Linked DNA regions of Homo sapiens: all the other regions are linked to region 1. The links are chromatin contacts, found by Hi-C in ENCODE. All regions are on one chromosome and are shown on one strand. The core of a region is the stretch at or near the end of the contact, and the rest is flanking DNA. Distances in the headings are between cores, read along the strand shown.

Region 1 (2,700 bases), core at 98-2,597:
TAGAATATTTAGTACTTCTGCACTTCTCCCACTTCTCAAAGTTTTCCCATACCAGGATTCCCCACCACCTAGGAACAGCCTTTGCAAGATACCAATGCTCTCTAAATCCCCAAAGCAGGGTCTATTTCCTGATCGAACAAAGAGCAACAAAGAAGTGGGTGGTAACCACCTCTCTGAGGCAAGCCAGGACCCATGGAGTCTGATCTACAACACAAGCAGTAGCAGTTCCACATCTCCCTACCACCTCTTATTTCCTACGAAGTCTTTCTGCCTGAAACTGGAAAACCCGAACTATTATTGAGGAAGTGAAGCCCTTCCATTTGAATCCTGAGAAAGACGCGCTCAAAGAACCCAGCGAACAAAGGAGAGGGTTGGAGCCCACGCAAAACATGGGTGTGATAAAGCCACACGCGACCTGAGCCCCCACCCTCAGTAACTACTCTCCAGCGCCCACCGGGAGGAGGGGTCCGGGGAAAGGGTAAGCCGAGGAAGGAGAAGACGCTCCGGCCAGACCGAACGCAGGGTAGGGGAGGCGAGCAGGCGAGGAGGAGGGAAGGGGACGGGAGGGGCGGAGCTCTCGCGGCCGCGGGGCTTTGTGTAGAGTCAAGGCCGGGATAGAAATTTTGCCTCGCGGGGGACGGGTCGAGGGGGTAGGAGGCCGACGCGGGGCACCCCAAACCTGCGTTGCCACGAATGGTGGGCGGGAGAAGGGAGAGAATGGGCCGCCCCCTTCGCCGCCGCCACCACCAAGGCGGGGTAGGCCGGCGCCGTCCCCAGCGGCGGCCACCTTCGAGGCTGCGGACTGCACGGCCGAAGGGGGAGAGGCAGGAGACAAGACGGGCGGGCCCCCTGATTCCCGCCCGCAGGAACCGCGGGGGCTGCGCCAGGAAGAGGGTCTCGTTCTAACTGTGCCGGGCCGGGAACGGGTTAAGATGCGGCCAAATGTCGGTCCCTCCTCCTTCCCACCCCTCAGCCCCGGCGCCCACTCGCGACGGCAGCCGCGGAACCCAGCGCCCGGCCCCGCGCGCCCACCCCGACACCGGCCCGGCCGCTCACCGTCGTAGTAGTAGCAGACTTTTTTTTTGCCGCCTCCTTGACTGTACGCCATGGGCTCCCCGGCCACCGCCGCCACCGGGCTCCTCCTCCTGCTGCTGCTGCTGCTGCTGCTGCCGCCGCGGCTCGGCCGGGAGAGAAAAGGGCTGAGGGAAACGTGGGGGCGATAGTCCCGCGGGGAAGGGCAGGCCGGTGGGAGGAGAGGAGGGGGCGCCGGGAAGGCTCGGTACCACCCGGCAGAGGTGCCGAAAGCTCGGAATCGGAGGTGGCAGCGGCACCAACTCGCGAGGAGGGGGCCACCAAACCACCTCAGGAGGCCGCAGGGAGGTGAGCGCATCCACTGCGGCCTCCACGGGGGAGGAAGGGGCACGGCTGGAGAAGGAGGCCGTTTCGGGCTCGAGGTTAGAGGCCCTGTTAGGGTGAACAACCTGCGCAAGGCGGCGCCATACACAGTGTTAAAATGAGGAAGAAGACAAGCTTTCGCTGCGCAAGTAGATCCAGGGAGCGTGCAGCCGGGTGGACGTTCTCCCCCTCAGGTCTGCGCGCAGTGGTTGCGCCTGTCCCCGAGCCTGCGCAGTCGGCGCCTCGTAGCCTTGGCGGTCTGGACCCCTCCTCGGCGTCCCACGCTGCTCCCCTCCCCCACTGTCGCGAAGCTCCCGCCCAAGCCGACCACGTGCCGCGAGCCCGGCGGGGAGAGCCCACTCCCGCGCCCCTTCCGGGCCCACTACCCCGCCGGGCTGTGGCCCATCGCCCCAGTGCCTGGTAGCCTAGTTTTCTCGTTTGTCGTTTGTTCACTTATTTATTATTATTATTATTATTTTGACTCGTAATGGGTATGAGGTGTAAGGGGGCCTATTACGGATGTTAAGGGGAGAGGGCACCGCTCGGGTTTTAATAAGCATCTGTGGAGCTCATTTATAAGGTACAGTTCTAAGCACTTGCATTTATAATATATTCCATTGATAATCTATTTATAATATTTAATCTCATTTAAGACTCTCAACAACTCTAGGAGGTAAGTGGCAATTGTACTCCTTCTTTATAGGTGGAGGCAGATTAAGGAACTTGTTCTTACTGCTAACTGATAAGTCTGGAGGTTTGAACTCATTCTGCAAACTCCACGCACCCTAGCTGTTCCACTCTGCAGCAATGCTGCTGGCTAGACACTGGAAGATTGGAGCAGAAAGACTTTCGAAACTCTTGGAGGTTATGAATACAAGTGTTCCTCTGTTAAATAAATCCACATTTATCAAGTACCTACCTTAAGCCAGCCACCTTGCAGGTGAGGGCTGGAGGCTAACAGCCTGTTTTATAGCACCCAATCCCAGTTATATAAAATTGCTATCCCTACCCCCCAAATACACCCCTATTAAAAAAAAAAAAAGGCTGTATTGATGCTGGAATTTAAGAGCCACTACCAAAAATACCCCTTTTAATTTGCTGTTTGACTTCAAAATCCCGAAAGTGTTCATGCTTAAAGCAGCAATTTTCCCCAACCTCACCCCCAAGAGATTTAGAAAAAGTTAAGTCCAGGGTGGCCCCTGCCCTCCCTCCGCCCCCTCCTCTGTATTTTTAACAAGACCCCAGGTGACTGATGAAGTTGCTAGAGAAATTACGGTGAGTGAAACACTGGCCTAGAGGTAAAGT
Region 2 (2,700 bases), core at 14-2,513, 3.6 Mb after region 1:
TTGTTTTTTTGAACCACAGCCACTCCACCCTCACCCACACCCAGGATCAGAGATTAAAGCAAATGATTCTTTACACTCTCTCAAAAATAAATCCAGACTTTGGAAAATTACACAGTAATGTACAAGCATATAAAAACTCAAGGTCAGAAGTAATTTCAATAATTGCAGGGAGCTCTCTGGAGGTATCTGCCTGTAATTTAACAACCAACTATGGATGTAAACCGAGACAGTGATACTATCGTTATGCACCACGAAATTTTCCTAAGAGCTTTGATCAGATTCCCCTAAATAGTTTATGCATGTCTCTGTATGCAATCATAGGCGCTGACCTGGAATAATTAAAATGAAAATAATCAGTGCTGTATCTGTCTTAACATATACAAATTCGGTTTATCAATGTGAAAGCAGATCTGCAAAACTCAGTTGTCAAAAGGTGGCCTACGGTATTTTCATGACAGAGAATCTTTGTTAGGTTTGTTAATGTAACATGTGCAATGGAGGCTGGTGTATGTAATTAGTTTCCTCCTCAGAGAGATACTAGGAAGGTGGACGACAGTACCCCGGGAACTCACACGTCGGTCTAGGGCCCTTTTTGTCCCCCACCCTCACCTCACTCCTCAGACATGCACTCTCCCATCACATTTGAAGCCCCGGTGGGCAGTTTTCTAGGGTCGTTTCACTGGAGCGTTAAATGGCATCTGACGCCACCGGGCAGCCTGGGGTTGGATGCCATAGCCGCCAGCACCCACGGCTCACCTCCAGCTTGTGGTTGATTTGAGACACAGACTGGGCTTTGTGGCAAAGCTGTGCAAAGCAGGAGCTCAGGCTGGTCATCTTCTGTCGCCCCTCATAAGTGATGTCCGCTTGGTCTGGATCGATCTCTCCCAGGAGCAGATCCACATCCACAAAAGCTTTGTCGAACTCCTTCTCCAGCACCTCCAGCCACCGGAACATGGATACCCCGCCAGGGGCCCCCACGGAGCAGGAGGCGCCCCCTGGGCCCCCTCCGGCTGCTGCTGGGCATGGACCGCCCGCCGACATGGCGCCGTCAAGGGCCTCTCCCGACTGCTGAAGACCCTCGCCGCCCCCCGCGCACGAAGGGAACTGCTGGGACTGAGGGGACCCCCGCGCGCGCGGGCACACTCCGTCACCTCCCTTCACCTCGCGCCGTTAACGCCAGCAGCACAGTCACAGAACCGCAGGAGTAACGAGGCTGAAGCTGAGGCGGCAACGGCGGCGACACACGGAAGACTCAGTCAGTCCCACCTCCCAGCCTGCCCCCGCTGCGCATGCGTAGCGAAGAGCTGGGCGGACGCAGCCACGAGGGACAAAATAGGCGGGGACAGGATGCGATCTTGGCCTATGAAAGGCCTCAGCTTGGGAGCGGCCTGTCAGCGGCCATATTAACAACTGGCAAACTACGGCTTGAATCCCTGAGAAACGGAGGCGCGTGGTTTCTGCACCCTGGTTGGAAAGGCCCGAGGATGAGAAAGGTGTCCACGTCGCAGAAAGGAAGGATTTCCGCCGGTTTGACTTAACAGTTGGCGGGAGCCGTTCCAAAATCCTCCCAGAAAGTTGCTGCGGTGGCATCTAGGGTCAGGGAGGGGAGAGCAAGGAAGGGCGGTGTGAGCATGCGCAATAGCCACGTTTTTACCTTCTCGATTCCAGTTCCTGGATAGGATGGAGTGGGTGTACACACTGGCTGTTCTTGGTAAACCAGACCCCAAATTCCAGGTGTGGACTGCCTAAAGCTGCGCATTGAAGCGGCTGACCAGATTTTGCGGAATTAATAGAAGACTTTTTGTCTTGTGATTAAGAGTCAGGTAGACCTGGATTCAATTCTTACCCTCTGTCACATACTACCTGTGTCGCCTTTCATGTATTAACCTCGAAACCAAGTTTCCAAATTTTACTTAACTCAGTTGTAAGGTAAAACGCTTAGCGTCACTTCTTGGCACACGGTATTCCTCTTAATACACCATAGGTCACACATTTCAAAAGCAACTACAGTAGTGCTTCACTTAAGATGGGGATATGTTCTTAGGAATGTGTCCTTAGGTTAATCATCCCTTAGGGAACATCCTAGAGTGTATTTAAACACAAACCTAGATAGTATAGCCTACTACACACCCAGGCTATATGATGTAGCCTATTGCTCTTAGGCTGTAAACCTGTACAGCATGTTGCCATTCTGGATACGGTAGGCGATTATAACACAGTGGTAACTATTTGTGTACTTAAACATATCTAAACATAGAAAAGGTACAGTCATATACTCTTATAGGATCACCATAGTTTATGCGATCCATTCATTGCTGAAGCCTTGTTATTTGGCACATAACTGTACTTTAAAAGGTGTATTTATTTGAAAACTGGTAGTGTCCTCACACGTGACATTTCAGAAAATCAAAATTGTGAATTCATATATTTACAAATATATTGAATGCAGAGCTCTGTTGCGACATTGAAGACACAAAAATGAATGAGACATGACCCTTACTCAAGATAGGCTAGTGAGGCTACTACCCCTCAACTATAACTTTAACTTGAATTTTTCAGTGCCTTTAAAAGTATCCAGCAACTCCTCTCTTTACATTCTGCCTACTTCCAGTTCAAGGGTAGACAGTCCTAGAAAGGGAAAGAGAAACCTGTGTGATTAGAGTAGGCTGGTGGAAACTCCTGCATTACCTAGAAGCATAT
Region 3 (2,700 bases), core at 57-2,556, 4.3 Mb before region 1:
ACTACAGGGGGAAAGAAGCGCAAAATAACATAGACTTAAGTATTTCTTTACAATTTTTGTAATTTCTCAAATTTTAATTTACAATATGATCTTTGGTATTACATGAATGTTATCTGGGTATGCTATAATTCTATAATTTTTTTTTAAAGTTTCCTTACACTTAGCAGTTGAGAAGCCCTCTAGCAGAGGTTTCTGAGGTTTAGAGGTTTCCTGGGAAACCTAGAATTGCCGCCTAAGATAGGATAGCTGCCTCTCCCCTACATCTTATACTCTTGCAGTAGGTGTTCAGTAAATATTTGTGGAATAAATACTTCAGTCGTTGAAAGGAGACGTGGTTTTAAAAAGTGGATTTACAAAGAGACCGTTTTGCAAGAAAAGAAGCTGGTCTGGGGGTCCCCGCAGGAGGCGGGGTTCCGTGCAACAGATACCAAGATGCCTCCAGGGCGGACCACGACCCAGCGGGCCGCCGGAAGGCTCCTTACCTGGCCGCAGCCGGACCCTCCTCAGGGAAGCAACTGCCTCCAGGGACTCCGCGGGGCTGTCGGGCGGTTGCCGGGGAGACCTCTGGCCGCCACGCACCTGCTGCTTGGTGGGGCGGGGCCTCGAGAGGCGGGGCTGTAGTTCTTTGTCATTTCTTTTCCAATTCGAAATAGTCACTTTTGTACCTAATTTGGCATTTATAATTATAATACACTCATTTTCACAACTATGGAAGAGAGGGTACGCGCATGCCCATTTATGTCGCACACATGAAATGAAGAAACCTCATTTCAAGCGCGGCTCCGCCACACTGCGCTAGTCTCTGTCGACAACTTCAAGTGGCTAGCCTCACGCACAAACGTGTGGCAAAGCCACACTTTCCAGCTTTAGGTGATTTTAAAACAATTTCTTGGGCCACACAGCGTAGGTACAACATGGATTAGAGGTGAGGGGAAAACTGACACTCAGTGAAGGACCGTCAGAGGGCCGGCTTCCAGGAAAATGGGCCGCAGCAGGCAGGGAAAACACAAGGATCTATCCTGCAACTCGGAGAACCCTTTTCAAAAGAAGCTACCCAATCCCAAACCTTCCGCTTTTTTCCAAAGAGAGGGAGGAGATAAATAGACTCAATTAATCCGTCGACTTTTTCTCCGCCCATGTTTTCCTCCAATCCTTACCAAAGATGGTGCCCTTCGCTTCCTCTCTCGGCAGCACGCAGGTCCCGGGAGCCTCTACCCGACCTCTCTATGATACGTCCTCCAGCCCCGCTCCCGACGTGAGGGGCGGGGCTTGCCTGGAGGCGGGGCGCAGGGATCCGGAAACACCTGATCATCTATAGGTTTAGTGCCTAATGGGTGTTGTTCCTGGCTGGACTTGATGTCCAGGGCCTGAGGGGTTTTCTCGCCGAGTCTCCTGGGGCGGTCCGGAGGCTCGTGCCCTGTTGTGGGGCCCCCATTTGCCGCCGCCATGCCCACGGCCGCCGCCCCCATCATCAGCTCGGTCCAGAAGCTGGTTCTGTATGAGACTAGAGCTGTGAGTACCCCCTCGCGGCGGGGCGCAGGCGGGAGGATGGATGTCTGCCGGTGGGTGTGGGGCCGTAGGACAGAGGCTGTACTCTGCCTCCTCCTCCTTCCTCTCCAGTTCCCAAATCCCTGTCAAACACAGCCTTGGGGTAAGCTAGCTCCCTTGAGCTGTGCCTGGGCGCCTTTCCCCTATTTTGGTACCCTGGACATTGCAGCATTTGCAGGTCCACTTACAAGCCATGGCTGGAACACGCTGGAAACAGGTGCTTGTGGTACCTCAGGAACTGTTCATGAGGTTCTCTGTACGAGTTACTGGATTCTTTTCAGCTTTCAGAAAGTCTGTTAAAGTTCTAGAGTTCACAAGTTACAGTACAGGCAGGGGTATGAAAAAAATTTGAACTATGACTTGTAACTTATTTTTTCCTATTCCATGGTATACCATCACTGCGATTCATGTGAATTACACTTCTATTGGTGAACTTTTTGGTTCTCTTTTTTTCTTATTTGAAAGGAAAGGAAAACTTACTTTGTTTAAAGACAGATAATTTGTTTGGATAACATCTTGCTTTTCACTTGACTTTTTTCAACATAACATTTACTTTTAAAATTTTATTACTTTGAATGGCCATGTAAATAGTGAATAAGCAGATCAGTTTGTATTTCGATTACCAGTTCCTCAATTAAGGGAGAATGGTGTTTATATAACTTCATACTTGGTCCTTTCTGTGGGTGGAAAGCAAAGTTGGTACAGTATAGCTCTTCTAAATTGGGGTGCCACAGTGATATTAGGGACTGTGTTTAATATTACCCATTTCATGCTAACAAGATTGCATATGCCAGATATTTTCATAATGCTCTTCACTATGTTATAGAGTGCTTTATAAACTGTTTCTCTGAAACTTGGGTTGTCTCCATTAGAGGAGTATGAGAAGGCATTTAACAGTTTCTCAGTTATAACGTAGTCCTAATAGCACAATAACCTCTCCCTCAGGTTAACATGAGTAGAGAATTGTGGACCTTAAATTAATTTTGCTGACAACTTTGATTAGATCTAGAGCAGAAAATGACATTATCAAATATACTGTATTTGCAAGTATTTTCAGTTCTCTAATGAGACCCATAAAGAAGTATCATTTGTCATTGAAATGAAACCTATTTTCTGTAAAATATGCTGCTAAATTTCCCTCATTAGAAACAT
Region 4 (2,700 bases), core at 103-2,602, 3.8 Mb before region 1:
CCTCCCCCGGAAAGAGGCACGGGGCGGACCGCGGGCGCGGGTGGGCAGGGAAGCCCGGGCGGTGGCACCTCAGGTGACACCCACAGTCTCTCCAGCGAGAGCAGCCCCGGGGCGGTCCCTGCAGCCAAGCCCCAGGCGCGCCCGCCGCCGTCTCCCTCGGCACCCAGCCCCGCTGGCGGGTGGGCGGTGGGCGCTCGGAAAACCCGCGGATGGGGGTGGGGGCCGGGGCGGGGAAGGCGCGCCCATCCATCCCCGTCACCTTTGCGGGCCACACACCACTCGGTCTGCTCCGGCCAGTAAGGAAGAGTTCCTCTCCCAACACCCCCTCCCCGAAAAAAGCAATTCCTCAGGGACTCGCGCTCACCGTGAAATCTTGGGGGCTCACGCCTTACCCCTTCTTCATGCTTCGGCAGCGGTCGCCGGTCCCCCTCGGCTCGCGGGACTCCGCCTAGAGCCCCCAGGAGGGTCGGGCTCTGGGGCGGAACCCGCTCAGGGCAGCGGCCCAGGCGCCAGGCCACAGGGAACGCCGCCTGGGGCGCCAACCCGCCGCCGGACCCACCGTGTGCTCGACGCGCGAGTGAACAACACCGCGAGCTGCCGTTCCCCCCGCCCCCTCCCCGCGCGAGACGCTCCACAACCGGGCGCAGGGACCCGCGCCAGAAGCAGGGGGGACCGCGAGACTCTTTCCGCCTATGGTCCCATCCTTGCCCCCCGCCCCAGGAGCTATTCCTGGCCAGTCAGAGGTCTCAAAACTTCAGATTCTCACTTTCCTCTTCAGCCTCCAGTGCCCAGGTGCAGCCGAGGTGGGAAATCCAGCCTCCGCCCACTCCCCCATTAGTGGGGCCGAAGCTCGCTCTTCCCCCCTTTCCTGAGGTTCTGTGGTATTGCCCAATCCTCAGTTTGGGGGAGGGGGACGAAGAGAACACTGCTTGGCTAGGGAATGAGGGAAGATGATAGCCAATTGAATGGAACATCCATTCGGGGGCGGGGTCAAAGGGGGACACGCCCCCGTTCCGCCCCCTCGTTGCAAACTACACTTCCCATTGTGCCCTCTCGCGCTTCCTGCCGCGCTGCACGCTGGGAGTGCAGGACCGCGAGGCCTCAAGGTATTTTGGAACTCATATTCTTTAGTCAACTAGGTCCTAAATGTTATAAACTATTATAATTCTCCCTTTTTCCCTAGATAAACTTTTTTAAGCTCTCAGCTCGACAGTAGTTATTCTAATAATAATTAGCTTATTGTTTCAAAATGTAAGACATTATTTCTTAGCAAAGAAAGTTAATGATGTGTTCCATTGCAATCTGTCAGGACCTGGGAGCCTCTTCTTCTTCCGCCCTGGCAGGGTCTCCGCAGAAGATTTGTTGCCGTCATGTCGGCTGCGATTGCAGCTCTGGCCGCTTCCTATGGTTCGGGTTCAGGGTCCGAATCGGACTCGGACAGTGAGAGCAGTCGGTGTCCGCTGCCAGCCGCCGACTCCCTCATGCACTTGACTAAATCGCCTTCATCAAAGCCGTCTCTAGCAGTGGCAGTGGACTCGGCTCCGGAGGTGGCAGTTAAGGTAAGCACTTTTGCTACTAATGCAGTGTGGGAATTGTTGGCTTCAGCTCCAGAACTGCCAGCCGCTTGTTAGGTACCGGGTTACCTCTTTCTCAGTGCTCAGAGATAAGTTGCTAACGTTTGAATTTCTTCTCCTTCCCACATGCATCCTCGGGAGAGGCAGAATTGGAAGTTCGGAATAGCCCTCCGATGCTCTCTGCCCTTGCCTCCCGCCATCAGAAAGCAAGTGGAAGGAGGGGATGAAATTTGAATTTGTGGATTAGGGACATAGCCTGGAAAGTGCAGGTGTAATCTCGGAACATAAGTGAAATTAGATCAGGACTTCCCAAACTAGAGTATTGTGTGAGCAGTGGCCTCGATTTGTCTTATTTTTGAAGAACTAGGTTCTAATCCTGGCACCACCACTTGTGTGAACTTGGACAAGTTATGCAGCCTCCTTTCTTTCCTCACCTGTACAGTGGAGATCATTTTCAAAACATCTGTCTACATGAAAAGATGAGTGTGAAAATTGAGTGAAATTACACAAATAAAGCATATAGCACAGAGCCAACTAGTGAGAGTGCAGTAAATGTTTTATGATTGTGTGTGTTAATACAGTGAGAAAAAGGCCTTGGATTTGAGAAACAGCTGCATGATCTCAATGGAGGAAGCTGATTAATAAGGCAAGAGTTTCCAGGCAGAGGTGACAGGCAAGCCTGAGAACGCAAAGAGCCTAGTGGGTTTGAAGAACTGAGGAAAAGCTGATGTGTCTGGAGCCTGATGAGAGCATCTACCAATTGGTAGTGTAGGCCCAGTAGAGCCCGAGGTAGGTGATCAGCTCAAGATGTGAAGAGGGGAGGCGGTGTCCAAAAATTCCTTTGTATCATGTCCCCAAGTCTAGTTTAATGACTTAAGAAGTGTTTTACAGGTTTTTAACAAGCTGTATGTGAATTTTACTTTTTAAAAATGGACATCTGTCATGAAAGAATGCTTAGAATCCTCCTAACTTCCTATCAAAACAAAACTTTCCAAACTTAAGCCCCTCCAGTAACCTCCTGAGTCTTCTCCTTTCACAGCTCAGCTTTTTGGAGCTCTCTTTTTGTCTTCGTCTCATTTTCTCCTCAACCCAATGCAGTCTGGCCCTATCCTCTTGGGAAACTACT

Evidence for each region. A loop is a pair of places that touch in the nucleus more often than their neighbours do. Pooled maps may share reads with other maps.
Region 2: a map of CD4-positive, alpha-beta memory T cell shows a loop between it and region 1 (30-fold over the local background). The contact joins the promoter of GOPC here to the promoter of HDAC2 in region 1. A Hi-C loop is called at or near these places in 2 of 168 maps with a recorded cell type or tissue (CD4-positive, alpha-beta memory T cell and naive thymus-derived CD4-positive, alpha-beta T cell), 1 of 37 single-sample maps with no recorded cell type and 7 of 50 pooled maps.
Region 3: a loop to region 1 is called in a map of CD8-positive, alpha-beta T cell, with 15 times the contacts of the local background. The contact joins the promoter of FIG4 here to the promoter of HDAC2 in region 1. A Hi-C loop is called at or near these places in 3 of 168 maps with a recorded cell type or tissue (CD4-positive, alpha-beta T cell, CD8-positive, alpha-beta T cell and naive thymus-derived CD4-positive, alpha-beta T cell) and 10 of 50 pooled maps.
Region 4: a loop to region 1 is called in a map of CD4-positive, alpha-beta T cell, with 7 times the contacts of the local background. The contact joins the promoter of CDC40 here to the promoter of HDAC2 in region 1. A Hi-C loop is called at or near these places in 4 of 168 maps with a recorded cell type or tissue (CD4-positive, alpha-beta T cell, CD4-positive, alpha-beta memory T cell, CD8-positive, alpha-beta T cell and 1 more), 1 of 37 single-sample maps with no recorded cell type and 11 of 50 pooled maps.

The regions. Positions count from the first base shown.
Region 1 is chr6:113,969,801-113,972,500 of GRCh38, forward strand. HDAC2 (histone deacetylase 2) reads right to left here and starts at 1,348. Exons shown (of 14, transcript NM_001527.4): 1 at 1,057-1,348. The coding sequence starts at 1,108. It overlaps HDAC2-AS2 (HDAC2 and HS3ST5 antisense RNA 2), which reads left to right. Exons shown (of 10, transcript NR_125845.1): 1 at 1-478. RefSeq lists silencers at 489-808, 1,019-1,318, 1,260-1,703, 1,679-1,858 and an enhancer at 865-1,843.
Region 2 is chr6:117,601,248-117,603,947 of GRCh38, forward strand. GOPC (golgi associated PDZ and coiled-coil motif containing) reads right to left here and starts at 1,264. Exons shown (of 9, transcript NM_020399.4): 1 at 757-1,264. The coding sequence starts at 1,041. It also overlaps the pseudogene NEPNP. RefSeq lists enhancers at 1,146-1,235, 1,366-1,655.
Region 3 is chr6:109,689,990-109,692,689 of GRCh38, forward strand. FIG4 (FIG4 phosphoinositide 5-phosphatase) reads left to right here and starts at 1,307. Exons shown (of 23, transcript NM_014845.6): 1 at 1,307-1,512. The coding sequence starts at 1,447. AK9 (adenylate kinase 9) reads right to left here and starts at 1,213. Exons shown (of 41, transcript NM_001145128.3): 1 at 1,158-1,213. RefSeq lists an enhancer at 791-1,260.
Region 4 is chr6:110,179,075-110,181,774 of GRCh38, forward strand. CDC40 (cell division cycle 40) reads left to right here and starts at 1,353. Exons shown (of 15, transcript NM_015891.3): 1 at 1,353-1,559. The coding sequence starts at 1,371. WASF1 (WASP family member 1) reads right to left here and starts at 596. Exons shown (of 11, transcript NM_003931.3): 1 at 365-596. RefSeq lists silencers at 1-275, 516-625.